Regions from separate parts of the Homo sapiens genome. Here region 2 is linked to region 1. Evidence: chromatin loops called from intact Hi-C (ENCODE). Cell type or tissue: PC-9. All regions are shown on one strand. Links, peaks and the distances in the headings refer to the core of each region. The heading gives the core; the rest is flanking DNA. Region 1 overlaps REEP5 (receptor accessory protein 5). Region 2 has its middle 17 kb from the start of DCP2.

Region 1 (8,000 bases), core at 1-8,000:
GCCATTCTCCTGCCTCAGCCTCCCAAGTAGCTGGGATTACAGGAATGCACCACCACACCCGGCTAATTTTTTTGTATTTAGGAGAGACAGGGTTTCACCATGTTGGCCAGGCTGGTCTCGAACTTCTGACCTCAGGTGATCCACCCACCTTGGCCTCCCAGAGTGCTGGGATTACAGGTGTGAACCACCGTGCCCGGCCCACACCAAAGTTTTTGGGAAGCATCGATCTAACCAAGGAAACTCTTAAATGTGTATGTTGTAAGATTTTAAGAGTTAATGTTCTAGCAGTGAGCCAGGAAAACTTTTAATATCCTCAAATATGTTTACTTTCCAGCCATGCTATATAGAACTGTAATCTTTGATGGGTAAAGATCTGAATTGTACCTGTGTTATTCTAAACACCATAATTCTAGACATGCAGACATCAAAAAGCAGATGTAGGTGACCGTGCGGACCAGCGCATACCTTCAGAAGTACGTTTTGTTTTTGTTTTTGGTTTTTTTTTTTTTTGAGACAGGGTCTGGCCCTGTCGCCCAGGCTGGAGTGCACTGGCACCGTCTTGGCTCACTGCAGCCTTGACCTCCCAGGCTCAAGTCCTCCCACCTCAGCCTCCTGAGGAGCTGGGACTACAGGTACGTTCCACCACACCTAGCTAATTTTTTGGTATTTTTTGTAGAGGCAGGGTCTCACCATGTGGCCCAGGCTAGTCTTGAACTCATGCACTCAAGCAATCCGCCCACCTCGGCTTCCCAAAGTGCTGGGATTACAGGTCCGCTAGGCCAGAAGTGGGTATTTTTATCAAAATTCTCAAGTACTCCTTTTCTTGATCTCTTCTGAAAACAAGTACAGCATAATTTGGAGGCACATGTAAAAAGTTTACTACATCAAAGCCAGGCGCGGTGGCTCATGCCTGTAATCCCAGCTCTTTGGGAGGCCGAGGCGGGTGGATCATGAGGTCAGGAGATCGAGACCATCCTGGCTAACATGGTGAAACCCCGTCTCTACTAAAAAATACAAAACAGTAGCCAGGCGTGGCGGCGGGTGCGTGTAGTCCCAGCTACTCGGGAGGCTGAGGCAGGAGAATGGCATGAACCCGGGAGGCGGCTGAGATTGCGCCACTGCACTCCAGCCTGGGTGACAGAGCAAGACTCCATCTCAAAAAAAAAAAAAGTTTATTACATCAAGATGCATGCAATACACTATCTTAAGTCATAGGAGACTTCTTTGTGTGTAATGCAATACACAGGTTAAAAAAAAACAGTGGATTCGGTTTCCTTTAAATGTAGTGCTAATTATTGGTAGAAACTTTTTGAGTTGGTATGTTTTCTTTAGGACAAGTCTTTTCCTCTGGTAGGCAAGAACCACCAGGAGAAAACTACAAGCCATGTGAGGAATAGAGTTAATAAAGAGCAGTGTTCATGGCTCATTTATCTGTATTTACTTAAAACTTTCCTTAAATAATTCTGGGTTAGGAAAAAAGCCCCACAAAATAAAATGAAATATAACAGTTAAATGAGAACTCAATTTTATTTACATCTATTTATTTCCATTCAGTGTATCACATCTTCAGGATAGGTGATAACAGTGTGAAGGGTGTGCTCATTTTCTTCAGCTGTGAGTAGAGGAGTCTTCCCGAGAGTAGCAGTTGTTGATCCAAATGATTGAAGCCTTCAGGTAAGGGAATAACTGCTGCAGGAATTCTTTCTTGAAGAATTTAAGCTGTTTGGTAGGAATTCTGTAACTACATACCTTTGAAACACTATTCACATTCAAATAAACGCTTGTTTTCTAGCCAGGCACAGGCTCAATTAGTTTTTCAAACTCTAGCCAAGGCAGTATTTCATTTGGGAAATCATGCAACAGAACTGCTCAATTCTTAACTTCTCCTGCTGTTAACATTTACACTTAGACTGCCAGCAACAGTTAACTTAAATTTTGGTCTCAAGGGAACAAAAAAAAATTGCATTCAGAATTTAATATAGTATTTTAAAACTAATTTTAGCCTGTAAGTCATTATGAGCAATAGTAACTTTTGTACCTCCTCATCTTGTCTGATAATATATTCTATATGCTGTCAATCTGATTATATAGTCTATATGCTAGAAGTTGCTGATTTTCATTCTGCCACCAAGAAAACTGTACTTTTATTTATGGGAAAAGGATTTAAATACTCCTAGATACTTAAAATTTTTTTAATCTAAAAGTTGATTTTCTCCCAAGAACAATTTTGTTTGCTTTCTACAAAGTTTTAAGTTTAATAAAATGCCGGTAATCACCACTGTTTTCCTCCCCAAAATAAATGCTCTGATCCATATTATATTAGAGTGATACTGTCACTTAGTATTGATATCTTTAATATTTTTTACATCATGAGACATTGTTATGATCTTACCTGATTGTTATCTCAAGGTGAGCTAATCATCTTTATTTGCCTTAAAAAATACTGTACTGGCTGGATATTTAATCTTGTTAGTTTAGTTATACACTTGTTTTAGTCGAGTTTAATTCAAAAGGACTCTTAACAGTATGGTGTAAAACTCAGATTTTCTAGTCCAGACAAATTGCTCTCTATAACGATTTGGCAGATCAATGGAGACATCCGTTTTAACTTTACTGTTCTGTACTTACTATGTAGTCATGTGCAGCTTATCAACACAAAGAATACGGATGAGGGCATTTAAATGGACTACAAGTGACTCTGACTTGTAAACTAGGGAAGCCTCTTGTGTTTGACCTTAAAGGCCAGAGAAAAACTGAAGATAGATTGACTTAACTATTGCCAAGCAGATTATGGGTTACTTTATACTTCCTTTCATTCTCCCAGAATTGCTCTTAGAGCTAGGTGTCGTCATTAGCATGTTGTTGCTAATGATACAAACAAGAACATACATGTAATCAGAGGTGGACAAATCTTCAGAAGTTCCTTAAACTGGTTTAAAAAAGAAGATTGGGAAAGAAGACTAAATCAACATGTTTCTCCGCTTTGAAGATAAAACCAGAAATGGTTTCCATTGTAGCATCTTGACAATAGACAAATATGTAAAGTTTATAGCAGATAAGACAGTATTACTAGTTTTTCAGGGAATTGAGAGTTACAGGTTACTCTGTGTGTGTGTGTGTGTGTGTGTGTGTGTGTGTGTGTGTGTAAATTTCCCGATTTATCACTAGAGTGAGTAACTAACTAACTAACTGCTTTATAAAGCTATCCTGGTATTCATATGCCATATACTACGGAAACAACCAGGCCAATCTCCATTCGATTTCATTTCTCACTTTGTTCACTTGCATATTAATCACGTATTTCCTAAAGTATTATTTAGTAGACCACACCAGCACAATGGTTCCTCCAGCTTTTGGCAGGTGGTCTTACTGTACAGAAGTTATAAATGACACATACAACCTTCCCCTGCTCCCTCCCCATGAGCATGATGCATGTTGTAGTCAGACAGTAACATTTCCATATGTACATGTGCACAAATACATTAAAAACATTTCAGAATTATATAAAATTGTACATTACAGGAAGTAGAACCATAAAGATTATCCTAAATGTAACTACAGAGAAAATGCGTGCAGGGAGAGCCCAGTAAAGTACACAGCCTGTGGGGTATATAATTTTATTTTAAGTTTATATTTCCTGCAGGATAGCAACATACATCTTTTCCTACCCAGAGGCAAAATACATTTTCCAAAAACGTGGACACTGCCCACTGCATTAAGTTTAAAGTGCTCCCTATATATATAGACAGTAAAAGTAAGCAAAGAAACTTACAACACATTCCAATCTTTAATATCTCAAAAATGTTTCCAAGGCAACATTATTAAAATAATTATACCACAGTCCCTAATATAACATCAAGCTCCAGTAGGAAGGTACAGAGAGGGCAGGAAGTTTCCATCCAGTCTGGTTTAGGTGCTCTTCTTTTCTTCACCCAGTAAATTCACGGTAGCTTTCTTCGCTGTTTGTTTGTTAGGAGGGAAAGAAAAATATATCAAAGCTCTTTCTTTGGAATGCAAGCTTGCAAGCTTTGTGCCTAATGTAGCTACTAGATAACAAAACTTGGATGACTCATGTTCAGGTGCGATCATGTTGGGGTTTGTGGTCTGGGCTAAGAGGGTTTCCAGGAAATGGAGAAGGTACCTCTTAGAGCACAAATCCTAAATACTTGAGCAAAATACTTGAAGGTCATCTAGCCTAGCCCCTTGTTGTGACAGTGTCACCGAAACTGTCTGCCCTCTATTCTCCTTTAAGCATTGAAAGAAGCAGAGATTCCTTAAGAGTAGTGTTCAAATTCTATTTGTATCTGTGTGCTTGCCTGTAAGATTTCACTTATCAATATATTATCAATCTGATGACAACTAGGTCATCATATTTATCCCATGGCGACAAATCAGAGAAGTCCTCATTCCCAGCACTAGAAATACAGTCATCCCTTGATATATGTGTTTGGGGGGGGGGGCTGGGGGGGCGGTGGGGGAGAGGAGATTAGTTCCAGGAACCCTACAGATACCAAAATCTGTGAGTGCTCAAGCCCTTAAATAGAATGGCATACATAGTATTTCCATATAACCTATGTGCTTTCATATACTTTATTTATTTACTTATTTATTTTTTGAGACGGAGTCTCGCTCTGTCACCCAGCCTGGAGTGCAGTGGCGCGATCTCGGCTCACTACAGGCTCTGCCTCCCGGGTTCATGCCATTCTCCTGCCTCAGCCTCCCGAGTAGCTGGGACTACATGCACTCACCACCACGCCCAGCTAATTTTTTTTTGTATTTTTAGTAGAGATGGGGTTTCACTGTGTTAGCCAGGATGGTCTCAATTTCCTGACCTCGTGATCTGCCCGCCTTGGCCTCCCAAAGTGCTGGGATTACAGACGTAAGCCACCATGCCCGGCCTCTTCCATATACTTTAAATTCGGCCAGGCATAATGACTCATGCCTGTAATCGCAGCACTTTGGGAGGCTGAGGTGGGAAGATCGCTTGAAGCCAGGAATTTGAGACCAGCCTGGCCAATATGAATGGTGAGACCCCCACCCCCCACCTCTATTTTAAAAAAATTTTAAAAGCCCATCTCTAGTTAAAGTACCTAATGCAACATGAATGCTATATAAATTGTTGTTATACTAAATTGTTTTTAAAATCTGTATTTATACTCTTATTGTGCCACCATTCTCTCCTATGATGAGAAGAGTTTGCTCTAAGTCTTTGAGTTGGTGACAAGACACTACATTCATCAAGAAAACATTCTGTCCAGGTGTGGTGGCTCATGTCTATAATCCCAGAGCTTTGAGAGGCTGAGGTAGGAGTATTCCTTGAAGCCAGGAGTTTGAGATCACCCTGGCCAAAACACAGTGAGAGCCCATCTCTATAGAAAAAAAAGAAAAATATATTTTCTTACTTCTGCAGGAGACCAAGCCTTCCACTTTCTAATTACCAAGTGGCAGGGAATGTGCTATGAGAACCAGTACAGTGTGTAAGATGGAGGGGAAAGGGGTTGTCTAGAAGCCTCCAGGGCCCACTGTGAGATTTTACAATCTGCAGCTGTTCTTGATGGAGCCAGAGCCTTAGTGATGAGAGCCAAGGAGTCCCTTCTTGTCCACCAGCTGCCTGATAGTTGCTCTCCCTTTGCTCAGTTAAAATTACTGAACCAAGTTCACAGCAAAGGAGAAAATGTAGTCCTTCCCTTAACTAACCCTTTGTAGAAATTCCTAGTTAATCCAAAAGCTTTGAGAAAAGTCTAAAATGTGGCAGCATGTAAATTCCTCCTAACTTATTTTAATTCTCTTGCCCCTATTTAGGAATGTGTCATAACAAAGTAAGATTGGATTTTAAGTATTGATATCTAAGAGAACCAAGAGGCTAAGAAATGTGGGTGAAGTAGACAGAAATGACATCACCACAGGTTGCTGATTAGGCTAAGGGAAGGGAGAAGAAAAGAAAGCTCTTAAAAATAAGCTGGTAATCCTGGCTGGGCATGGTGGCTCATGCCTGTAATCCCAGCATTTTGAGAGGCCGAGGTGGGTGGATCACTTGAGGCCAGGAGTTTGAAACCAGCCTGGCCAACATGGCATAACGGTGTCTCTACTAAAAATACAAGTATCAGCTGGGCGTGGTGGCCCACACCTGTAATCACAGCTACTTGGGAGGCTGAGGCAGCAGAATCCCTTGAACCTGGAAGGTGGAGGCTGCAGTGAGCTGAGATCATGCTACTGCACTCCAGCCTGGGCAACAGAGTGAGACTCTGTTTCAAAAAAAAAAAAAAAAAAAAAAAGCTGGCAATCCTAAAGTGGGAGGAGGTTAAGGCTACAAGTTAAAAAATACCTAAAACATATTCAAGTAGACTGGATTTGTATGCCCAAAAATAGGAGTCCAGAGAAGAGAGGTCTGTGAGGGAGAAATGGGGAACATACCACTTCTGGGGCATCAGTGCTGCTGGAGAACTGTCTTGGGATTTTACTTCCCCATGGTCAGGCAACCTCACAACTCCCATGTCTAACTACCACAGAGCTCTAAAACACAAAAACCTTTCTCCAATTTCTAAAATCTGAGTCCCTCTGGAACTCAAGACCCATCACTGGCAAAATCTATATCCTCATCCATTCCTCCGAATGTTTCCTTTACCTTCTTGCTCTTAGAGAAAGCTGGCTGTGCCCTGAGGACACTGCTTTCTCAAGTGGTGGCTGTTTCTTTCCTCTCATGACCCTAGTACAAATGGATCTGGTAGGTGTTGTTTTTGTTCTTCATTGCCACTTTCAGAATCTCATGTCATCAGATTCTATCACTGAGTAGCCTTCCCTTTCCCTGTCATCCCTGACTCTTGGGCTACTTTGCCTTAGTTCTTGAAGATTTTAGCTCCTAACTTAATGTTCCTTTCTAACACTACTCCTATTATTTATTTATTTAGAGACAGGGTCTCACTCTGTCACCCAGGCTGGAATGCAGTGATGCCATCTCAGCTCACTGCAGCCTCAACCTCCAGGCTCAGGTGATCCTCCCATCTCAGCCTCCTGAGTAGCTGGGACTACTGGTACGCATCACCACATCTGGCTAATTTTTGTGTTTTTTTTTTTTTGTAGAGACTGGGTTTCACCATGTTACTCAGGCTGGTCTCAAACACCTGAGCTCAAGCAATCCACCCACCTTGACCTCTGGAAGTGCTGTGATTACAGGTGTGAGCACTGCACCTGACCTACTACTCCTATTTTAATTATTGATGATTTTAATATCCATGTAGACATATGTGATGATCTTCTAATATCCTGACCTCTTAGTTCCTCCCCTCCAATAACCCTTATATTCCACCCTACATATGGCACTGACTCCCAGGATCCCTGTTAGTACCAATACTGCAGTCCCTCCATAATCTTGTATCAAGCATCCCACTCAGCCACCATCACCTTTTATCTTTGTAGTGCACTCCCCACCCTGCTTTTTTGCTCATTGTAGATGATGATGGAGTATTCCCGCTATTATCCTGATTCAGAGTTCTTCCACCACCACTTCCCACCTTACTCAGGTTAAATTCCATTGTCAAGCATTAACCACTCCACAGTCCCACCCTCACTTCATAGTTCTTGCTGGAAATCACAACCTTGACACAACTCTCCACCTACTCTGTAGCTATACCCATGTAGCTGAGTATGGCTGGAGAAAAACATAAACAAGAACTGGTTTCACTATAAATTCATGAACGCAAATCTCAAGCATGCCTTTAACACTGCCTGACAGTCCATTTACTCTCCAACTGTCCTAGAGGGGCCAGCACACTGCAGCCAAACTCGCTTATGTAGTGTCCATGGCTGTTTTCACACTACAATGGCAGAGAAGAGTAGCTGCAACAGAGACATGATAGCCCACGAAATTTAAAACATTTGTTATCTGGCCCTTTACAGAAAAAGATGAGCAGTCCCTCTCCTTCGCAACTATTTCATACCTTCTCTTTCCATTGTCTCCTTCCCCATCCTCTCTCAATTGGCCTTCCTACTTTACTGAGAAA
Region 2 (10,329 bases), core at 928-8,927, 80 kb after region 1:
TGCCGAGCCGAAGCCGGACTATACTGCTGCCATCTCGGCTCACTGCAACCTCCCTGCCTGATTCTCCTGCCTCAGCCTGCGGAGTGCCTGCAATTGCAGGTGCGCGCTGCCACGCCTGACTGGTTTTCGTATTTTTTTGGTGGAGACGGGGTTTCGCTGTGTTGGCCGGGCTGGTCTCCAGCTCCTAACCGCGAGTGATCCGCCAGCCTCGGCCTCCCGAGGTGCCGGGATTGCAGACGGAGTCTGGTTCACTCAGTGCTCAATGGCGCCCAGGCTGGAGAGCAGTGGCGTGATCTCGGCTCGCTACAACCTCCACCTCCCAGCCGCCTGCCTTGGCCTCCCAAAGTGCCGAGATTGCAGCCTCTGCCCGGCCGCCACCCCGTCTGGGAAGTAAGGAGCGTCTCTGCCTGGCCGCCCATCGTCTGGGATGTGAGGAGCCCCTCTGCCTGGCTGCCCAGTCTGGAAAGTGAGGAGCGTCTCTGCCCGGCCGCCATCCCATCTGGGAAGTGAGGAGCGCCTCTTCCCGGCCGCCATCACATCTAGGAAGTGAGGAGCATCTCTGCCCGGCCGCCCATCGTCTGGGATGTGGGGAGCGCCTCTGCCCTGTCGCCCCGTCTGGGATGTGAGGAGCGCCTCTGCCCGGCCGCCACCCCGTCTGGGAGGTGAGGAGCGTCTCTGCCCGGCCGCCCCGTCTGAGAAGTGAGGAGACCCTCCGCCCGGCGGCCGCCCCGTATGAGAAGTGAGGAGCCTCTCCGCCCGGCAGCCACCCCGTCTGAGAAGTGAGGAGCCTCTCCGCCCGGCAGCCGCCCCGTCTGGGAAGTGAGGAGCGTCTCCGCCCGGCAGCTACCCCGTCCGGGAGGGAGGTGGGGGGGGTCAGCCCCCTGCCCGGCCAGCCGCCCCGTCCGGGAGGGAGGTGGGGGGGTCAGCCCCCCGCCCGGCCAGCCGCCCCGTCCGGGAGGTGAGGGGCGCCTCTGCCCGGCCGCCCCTACTGGGAAGTGAGGAGCCCCTCTGCCCGGCCACCACCCCGTCTGGGAGGTGTACCCAACAGCTCATTGAGAACGGGCCAGGATGACAATGGCGGCTTTGTGGAATAGAATGGGGGGAAAGGTGGGGAAAAGATTGAGAAATCGGATGGTTGCCGTGTCTGTGTAGAAAGAAGTAGACATGGGAGACTTTTCATTTTGTTCTGTACCAAGAAAAATTCTTCTGCCTTGGGATCCTGTTGATCTGTGACCTTACCCCCAACCCTGTGCTCTCTGAAACATGTGCTGTGTCCACTCAGAGTTAAATGGATTAAGGGCGGTGCAAGATGTGCTTTGTAAAACAGATGCTTGAAGTCAGCATGCTCATTAAGAGTCATCACCACTCCCTAATCTCAAGTACCCAGGGACACAAACGCTGCGGAAGGCCGCAGGGTCCTCTGCCTAGGAAAACCAGAGACCTTTGTTCACTTGTTTATCTGCTGACCTTCCCTCCACTATTGTCCTATGACCCTGCCAAATCCCCCTCTGTGAGAAACACCCAAGAATGATCAATAAAAAAAAAAATAATAATAATAATGGCAACAGTGACAACAATGTATACCTCCATAGAGGCATATTCTGGTAAAAATCTAGAACTCCAAGAATCAAAAGTAATAACCTTAGAGTCTGTTGGATATAGAGATAATATTAGTCTAAAAGGAAAAATATCAGCCCGGCTTCACATTTCTCATCAAAAACCTGAAGCTAGAGAAAATAAAGTAAAATTCACAGACTACGGAAAGAACAAACAGTGCTACCCAAGTATCTTTACCCAGTTGATCTATTGTTTGTCTATCAGAGTAAAAGAAAGGTCTATGAGGATCTACAAAGATTCAGAGATCACAGAAGTGCCACCTTGATGATACAGACAACAACTGAATCAGAACTTCAGTAAGGAGGGCCAGCACACTAATTTACTGTTAGGTAAAAATGAATCTGACTGTGTTCCAGAACCCCTTGTGTGTGCATTCAAGATAAAATTAGTAAAGATGAATACATAAAAATGAATTGATAAAGATTAATACCATGAATAGAGATAAAACCCAATTATTGGATCTTTTATCAAGATGCAATAACTAAAAAGAATAGTAACTCCAATGACTGGGGGCAATAGAGGTGACTACAAGAGTGGACATGCTCATCTGTTAAGTTTGGATCTAGAAGTTCAATACAGTCCATTGGGAACACAATCTGGCAGTACCTATTAAAAAGTATTTATTTGTTTCTATTTTCTTTTATTTTTGAGATAGGGTCTTGCTCTGTCACCCAGGCTGGAGTGCAGTGGCATGATCTCGGCTCACTGAAACCTCCGCCTCCCAGATTCAAGAAATTCTCATGCCTCAGCCTCCCGCATAGCTGGAATTACAGGCATGCACCACCATGCCCAGCTAATTTTTGTATTTTTATTAGAGTTGGGGCTTTGCCATGTTGACCAGGCTGGTCTCGAACTCCTGGCCAGAAGTGATCCACCCACCTCGGCCTCCCAAAGTGCTGACATTACAGGCCTGAGCCATGGCATCCAGCCTAAAATTTAAAGTCTGCATTCCTTTGCTCCTCTAATCTCACTGCTGCTAGTTCTTGGAAATAAGGGCACCAGTACATAGGAACTTGCATACAAGGATTTTTACTGCAGCACTTTTTGTAGAGACAAAAAACTAAAAGTATATACCCTTCAAGAAGTAACTATTGACTAAGTTATGGTATATCCACCTCATTGAATATTAAGCAACACAGAATATTAGCTACTTAATAGAATGAGTGAACTCTCTATCAATTGACTTGGAGAGATGTCCACTGTGTGTTTTTACCAAGAAAGGGAAATGCAGATAAATTTATAGTATTTTATTTGGTAAAACAGTGAGGAGAAAATCCCTATGTATATATGTTTGTTTAGAGAGTAGGGAGAAGGTATGTGAAGATACACACTGGGTTTGTTAACATTTCTAGGAGTAGGGGAATGGGGTTAGAAGGAAGAGGACAGGAGAGGTAAGTAAGATTGGGGACATAAGCAGGGCAGGGGAAATGAGCAGTAATCCAGTATTCTTCATAAGCAAAGCACCTGTTAGAGTGGGCTGATGCTTTGCAAATAAAACTTTAAATTTGTGAAAACTAGCATTTTTTTTGTAGTTTTTATGGTTGTTTTCTAATTATAGAGCTCTGGCAGAATGGATGTTTTACCTAAATTAGGGATGCATGCTGTATTATTCAAGTTTAGCAATGCAAATTTTCTTCTGTAGGAAATTTAACGAACAGAATATTTTAATATGGGTACTGAAACAATGCCAAACCAGCAGTTCTTTTGCAACCTGGCAGTCTGCCTGTTGGTCATTATTTGCCATTCTTTCCCAAACAAATATCTCTGAAGAAATGGCATTCCAAAGCCAGAGGTAGATAATCTTTAAGATTTATATACTTTTGGTTCACATAAGCTCACTATCGTGAAAATAATGGTATATGTGGGCAAATGTATGGAAATTGACAGTCCACTTTTACATATTAATAATAGAAAGGCTTGGACTTTTTAAGCATAAAAATTGCCTACATTTCAGAGCTTGCAGTGAGCCGAGATCGTGCCACTGCGCTCCAGCCTGGGAGACAGAGCGAGACTCCACGTCAAAAAAAAAAAAAAAATTGCGTATATTCTTTATTTCCAGCGGAGTCCTTTCATTGATTTGTATTAATTTTTCATATTCAAAGTTAGGAAAATTAACTTTTAGAAAGTCATTTACTACTAAAAATAATGAAACTCTTTTAAGTAGTAAAATAGAGTATACTGATTTTTGCTTAAAAAAGAAATTTCTTGGCCCTGTTGCTGGCCACCTGGCTCTCTGTCCTTAAACCAAATCCATCCCTCAGAGGCCACTAGCCAGCAAAGGCCAGATGCAGACCCTCCCAGTTTAATCAGAACAGTTGCCAAAATCTTGTTCATTTCCAACCTGATCTTTTATTACTCTGTCTCTGACTTGGACAGTGTGGTCTCCTTACCCCACACTTCCATTCCAATTCCGCATCCCTTCCCAAAATTCTGATTCTGCTTAAGACCATCTACATGTGCTGTTTGTACTTGGCTTCCAGGGTGCAGTTTGACTTTCCAGTCTCTCAAATATTTTTGATCTGGACTGTTTCCATCTCTTTTGCAGGGTGCTTAGTCGTGCTGACAGAAAGTTACATGGGATATAAAAATGTAATCTCAGGGTTGCTTGAAAAGTGTTGAATTGAAATGAAGCCTAAGCTGAGTGATTTTCAAGGTTAAAGGTCCTATTAGAGCCATTATATGGAAGTACTGCCAAGCAGATGGTTAAGTTGGTTACTCAGTGTTTCTTTAGTCTGTGGGACTTGAGGCGCAGTGCCAAACCCTGCAGCTCAGATCTCTTTCAGGCTTTCCCTGTGTACCCTGGTGACTCATTGTTTTTTTAAAGATGCAAATAATGTTAGCGAACTGTCTAATTCAACTCTTCCCCCTTGGACCCATGAGACAGTTTTCTGCAGATAGCATATTTTGCTCATGATATATCAATTTTATTATTGTAAATCAGAGTGTTCTCAACTTCTCTAAGTGTTGGTGGCCATTCTTGTTTGTGCCAAATTAGCAGGGTCTAAGCTTCTGTCTCTATTTCCAAGGTTACCGTCCTGCCAATCATCTTTTGCTCTCATCACTTTTTTTTAATGCTTCTTTGCTTTCCTAATAACCATGTATTCCAAATGTAGGTACAGACCTCTCCCTTGACTCCCCCAAAACATAGTGAGAGCAGACTTAGTGTGTTAGTTAGGACTCTTGGTTGCAAGAGACAAAAATTCTATTCAAACTGGTTTTAAAGAACAACAACAATGACAAAAAAGAGAATGTATTGGCTAAGGTAATGAAAGATCCAGGGAATATATGTAGTTTGAGGCTCGGTTGGATTCTAGGGCTCAAACAGTAAGATAAGAAATTACTCCATTACTCAGAGTAATGGAGTTTGAAAAAGAAAATAGAAAAGAAACAGAAAGTGGCTTCTCTTCATCTCTTTCTCCTGCTTTCTTCTGTTTTGGCTTCATTCTTATGCAGGCTTTCCTGAGTGGTAGCAGAGAAAGCACTGGAATCCCCAGGCTTATGTTCCTAGCACTTTAGCAAGCCCAACAGAAAGAAGAAGCATTTCTTTTCCAATCAGTTAAGAAGACATCCTCATGTTGGGTCTTTGGCAATTTGGCTTGGGTTCCTAGCTTTTTTTTTTTTTTTTTTTAATGGAGTCTCACTCTGTCACCCAGGCTGGAGTGCAGCAGTGTGATCTCTATAGAATGAATAAGACTTAGTATTTGTTTTTTGTTTTGTTTTGTTTTGTTTTTTTTGAGACGGAGTCTTGCTCTGTCGCCCAGGCTGGAGTGCAATGGCACGATCTCGGCTCACTGCAACCTCCGCCTCCTGGGTTCAAGTGATTCTCCAGCCTCAGCCTCCTGAGTAGCTGGGATTACAGGTGTGTGCCACCACGCCCAGCTAATGTTTGTTTGTTTTTTTAATAGAGACGGGGTTTTGCCACGTTGGCCAGGCTGGTCTCGAACTATAATTTTTTGTTGTTTGTTTGCTTGAGACAGAGTCTCACCCTGCCACCAAGCTGGAGTGCAGTGGCAGGATCTCGGCTTACCGCAACCTCCAACTCCCTGGTTCAAGTGATTCTCCAGCCTCAGCCTCCCGAGTAGCTGGGATTACAGACACGTGCCACCATGCCCAGCTAATTTTTGTTAGAGACGGGGTTTCGCCATGTTGGCCAGGCTGGTCTTGAACTCCTGACCTTCGGTGATTCACCTGCCTTGGCCTCCTAAAGTGCTAGGATTACAGGCGTGAGTCATCATGCCTGGCCTCCTGGCTTATTTCTTAAATAATCATGGTGACAAGTGCTCTTGGAGGTTGGAGTGAGGGTGGAGGGGTTAGAAATGAGGAATCAAACCCACTCAGAGTACATGAATGAGAATGGGGGAGGAGTTGCTCCTGAAGGAAAAACAGCTTTATGCTTCCAGAGAGAAAATGAATGCTGAGAAGTTTTTTTGTTTGTTTGGTTTTTGTTTTTTGTTTTTTAAAGAGGCAGATGCTCACTGCACTTGGACTTTAGCAAAGAAAATTACTTTTCAGAAAAGGAAAAAGAATCCCCCTTAAAATGAAAGCATGTTGATATTCTGGCTCCTAGATCCATCTGTGCAGGGGCCTGCTCTTCCAGCTGTCACCCTCCTTAGGCCTCTGGTGCTAGGAGCATCTTTGAAATCATAGATGACAGATGGGGATTCTCTGACCTGGAGCCCTACCCAGGCTGCAGGCCCTCAACTATAGCCTTTTTTTTTTTTTTTTCCTAGAAAGAGGAAATCCTTCCTGCCTGCTTCTTCTCTCTTCTTCCAACATCATAATCCTCTTTCTGCAGTGCCTCAACTCTGCTCAGAGGAAGATAAAGCTTCGCATCATTCTTCAGAGCTGTTTACCTTCAATTGTCTCAAACTCTTCTGTCTGTAATAGTTTTGGAGCTTTAATTTTGTATGCTAAAAGGGCCTATTAAAATGTTTTTATCCAAAGAAAAGTGCACTCTCAAGCCTTAACTGAGAACTACCTTTGCCTCTACATGAGGAGAGGATTACTTATGTCAGTTTGGACTACTGTCTACATATAACAGAAAAAAACCAGTATCATCGCTTAAACAAAGTAGACATTTATTTCTCTCTCTCGCTCAGTAAAAGAATTCTAGAAATAGGCACTCCAGAGCTGGTTTAGTGGCTCCAAGGTCATCAGGGACCAGAGAGTTCTATTTTGCTACTCTGCTCAGGTTACCGATTGCTGGCGACAGGAAGGGACAAAGAGGAAGGGGTGGAAAAGAGGCTTCTGCTTTCTTTTAACAACTTCCCAAGGGTTCTAGACCACCGTTATGCTTGTATCTCCTTGGCCAAATGCAGTTTCACATCTAGCAGCATATGGCCGTGAGACAGACAAGGACATGTAGGCTTTTAAATGAGGCCTTTAACTGAGAGGAGGGAGGAGATTGGACATTGGAGAGGGCAGCTCCCAGTGATGGTGTCTGTCATATTGTTGACTTGCCAGTCAAGGGCTCTGTAATACTGACTGGCCTGGAACCCACTGTGCTGCTTTGATCTTGGAGGACCAGGATGCCTTTTCACTACCCTCTTTGCTGCTCTCAAGCCCTTATTTCAGCTGATATTTTGGTAGTCTATCTATGGCTCCTAAGATTTAGTCAATATAATTTTAGGATCATATCAGAAAATAGATTCAGGCAGTATGTATGAGAGCTCTGAAAAAATAGGTTTCAGTAATTTTAAGCAGTTGCTCATAGTTCCTATGTAAAGCTAAGAGGAAGGCATGTAAAAGTCATAGAAAAGTTTTCATTTGGAATATACTGTAAATATTGAACACCCAGACAGAAAATGGTTATAAAAGGGCAACATGAAGGAACCTGTGGTAATTAAATGTTCTGTGTCTTGACTGCATTGATTTCAATATCTTGGTTGTGATACTGTTTTGCAAGATGTTACCATTGCGGAAAACTGGGTAAAGTATATACCAAGTTTCTATTTTGAGAAAATTCATATCCAGTTGTAGGAAGATCTCTCTTCTACAATTTTCTCAAAATAGAAAGTTTAATTTTACAAAAAGTGAACGGCATATATTTTTTAAATATATGAGTCTGCTGTGTTGCCAGGCTGGAATGCAGTGGCTATTCACAGGCTGGACCATAGCTCACTGAAGCCTTGGACTCCTGGGCTCAAGTGATTCCCCTGAGTAGCTGGGACAGGAGTGTGCCACTCCATCAGCTAACAGCATTTTATTGTATTTAAATTATATCTCAATGAAGTTTTTTTTTATTTTAATTTTTTTTGAAGATGAAACCTTGGCCAGGCGTGGTGGCTCACGTATGTAATCCCAGCACTTTGGGAGGCCAAGGCGGGTGGATCACCTGAGGTCAGGAGTTCGAGACCAGCCTGGCCAACATGGTAAAACCCTGTTTCTCCTAAAACTACAAAAACTAGCTGGGCATGGTGGTGGGTGCCTGTAAGCCTGTAATCCCAGCTACTTGGGAGGCGGAGGCATGAGAATTGCTTGAACCCAGGAGGCAGAGGTTTCAGTGAGCTAAGATCATGCCACTGCTTTCCAGCCTGGGCGACAGAGCGAGACTCTGTCTCAAAAAAAAAAAAAAAGATGAAATATTGCCGTCCCCCAGGCTAAAGTGCAGGGGTACAGTCATAGCGTAAGTGCTCAGTCTCGGACTACAATCATGTGCCATCACTCCCAGCTAATCAAGTTTTTTAAAAAGTCAATTGCATTTTGAATTTGGGCATTTAATAATGGTATTTTGGTTTGCAGTTTCAACTGTTATCATCAATTGTTTTTCTCTCAACTACTCAAGAAACAAGAAGAGGAAAAGTCCATTGACTTCTCAATAGGGTCTAGATTTTTTAAAAAACTTTTTATTCTAACTACTTGAAACTGCACCCAACTTCAATAATTACCATCCTTTTGCCTTATTTTATCTATTTGCCCTGTAATTCCCCCCAACGGATCATTTTAAAGCAAATCCCAGATATCCTGTTATTTTACCAACAAATAAGGATAATTTTTAAACTGGGTAATCCCATGCAAGAGGAACAAAAAAGATACAATTCCATAAATTCAAGTTAATGAAACTAGCAATTACCAAATGATAAAAATTTATGTCAGTGATTCCTGGAGATAGGAAAGTAAGGAGATGGGTAGACACAGAGAAGGGGCTACTAAACAAGGACACAGAGAGTATGGCAGGCAGAATAATGTCCTCCAAAGATGTCCACGTCCTAATCCCTGGAATCTCTGAATGTGTTAATAGCAAAGGGGAATTAAGATTGAAGATGGAATTAAAGTTGCTAATCAGCTGATTTTAAGATAGGGAGAAGACCATGGGATCATGAATTATCCAGGAGGGCCCAATATAATCACAGGGGTTCTTAAAAGTGAAAGAAGACCAGAAGGAGTGAATCAGAGGGAGGTGGAATGATGGAAAAGCTCAGAGATACAACGTCAGAAGGAATCACTTGTCATTGCTGCTTGGAAGATGGGGGAAGGGGAGCATGAGCTGAGGAAGTAGACGGCCTCTGAAAGCTGGAAAAAACAAGGATACTGATTGTTCCTTATAGCCTTCACTAGGGAGCACAGCCTTGCCAACACCTTGATTTTAGCCCAGTGAGATCTGTGTTGGGCTGCTAACCTACAGAACTGTGAGAACTTGTTTGTTTGTTTTTTGAGAGAGTCTTACTGTGTTGCCCAGGGTGGAGTGCAGTGGTGCAATCTTGGCTCACTGCAACCTCTGCCTCCCAGGTTCAAGCGATTCTCCTACCTCAGCCTCCCAAGTAGCAGGGATTACAGGTATGTGCCACCATGCCCGGCTAATTTTTTATATTTTTTGTAGAGATGGGATTTTGCCATGTTGGCCAGGCTGGTCTCGAACTCCTGACCTCAAGTAATCTGTCCGCCTTGGCCTCCCAAAGTGCTGGGATTACAGGCATGAGCCACTGCACTTGGCCATACGTTTGTATTGTTTAAGCCATCAAGTCTGTGGTAATTTGTTATAACAGCAATAGAAAACTAATTACAGAGTGAGATTGTATCACTGTTTGGCAGTGCTGTGATGACTAAAAGAAGTAACTCTAAGGGGGAGGTTTCGTTGTGTGAGAAAGGGTTTCTTCAGAGTTCTGAGTCATTTAACCAGAAAACACTGCCATTTCCCAGTTCCATTACAGGACTCCTAAGAAGTGGAGTCCTATGTATGTCAAAAGCTGCAGTTTTAAAGTCATGTTCTTGTACTAAAAATATTACTCAGCAGTATGATGCAAAATTTAAAAATGGAAAAAAGGAATGAACACCCTCTGCTGGTAGCAGATAAAACATACTTGGCTTCCTTGTGTATTCTGGAAATAGTTAGGTCTACCCAGGTGGGGCCTCTGGAGAGTGCCACACAACTGGGGACTTAGGAGGTACATGAAGACCAGCCAGCACAGAGTTATGGGGCCAAACTTAGCTGATGAGTTTACCAGTGAGTGATTGGAGAGGTGCTTCTTTGTATTTCTTTGGGTTGGTTTGTTCATCATTGTTTTTAACAAAACAACTTCTTTTAAAGAATTCATTGTAAGAGGCGCTATAAGACAAACTCCTTTTTCCGGTTAAGATGCTTACAAGGTCATTAAGAAAATAAACACCAGCCTTGGCCAGCCATGGTGGCTCACGCCTGTAATCCCAGCACTTTGAGAAGCCGAGGTGGGTGGATCACCCTAGGTCAGGAGTTTGAGACCAGCCTAACCAATA

Evidence for each region. Peaks named below come from ENCODE experiments on the same cell type or tissue, not always from the same donor. Only the 100,000 strongest peaks of a DNase experiment are listed, where the experiment ranks them.
Region 2: it touches region 1 in a loop (4-fold over the local background); 19 of 110 quality-filtered maps call a loop at or near these places.

Annotation. Positions count from the first base shown.
Region 1 is chr5:112,874,877-112,882,876 of GRCh38, forward strand. REEP5 (receptor accessory protein 5) reads right to left here. Exons shown (of 5, transcript NM_005669.5): 5 at 1,509-3,959. The coding sequence ends at 3,910. It also overlaps a transcript of SRP19 not described here. Among named protein-coding and RNA genes, the nearest start is that of SRP19, 18 kb to the left of the region's middle. In PC-9, for the core only: no CTCF peak of the experiment used is centred there; a DNase peak (open chromatin) is centred at 4,075; H3K27ac peaks cover 1,053 bases.
Region 2 is chr5:112,954,254-112,964,582 of GRCh38, forward strand. No RefSeq gene overlaps it. Among named protein-coding and RNA genes, the nearest start is that of DCP2, 17 kb to the right of the region's middle. RefSeq lists an enhancer at 5,739-6,033. In PC-9, for the core only: no CTCF peak of the experiment used is centred there; DNase peaks (open chromatin) are centred at 4,388 and 5,858; H3K27ac peaks cover 3,114 bases.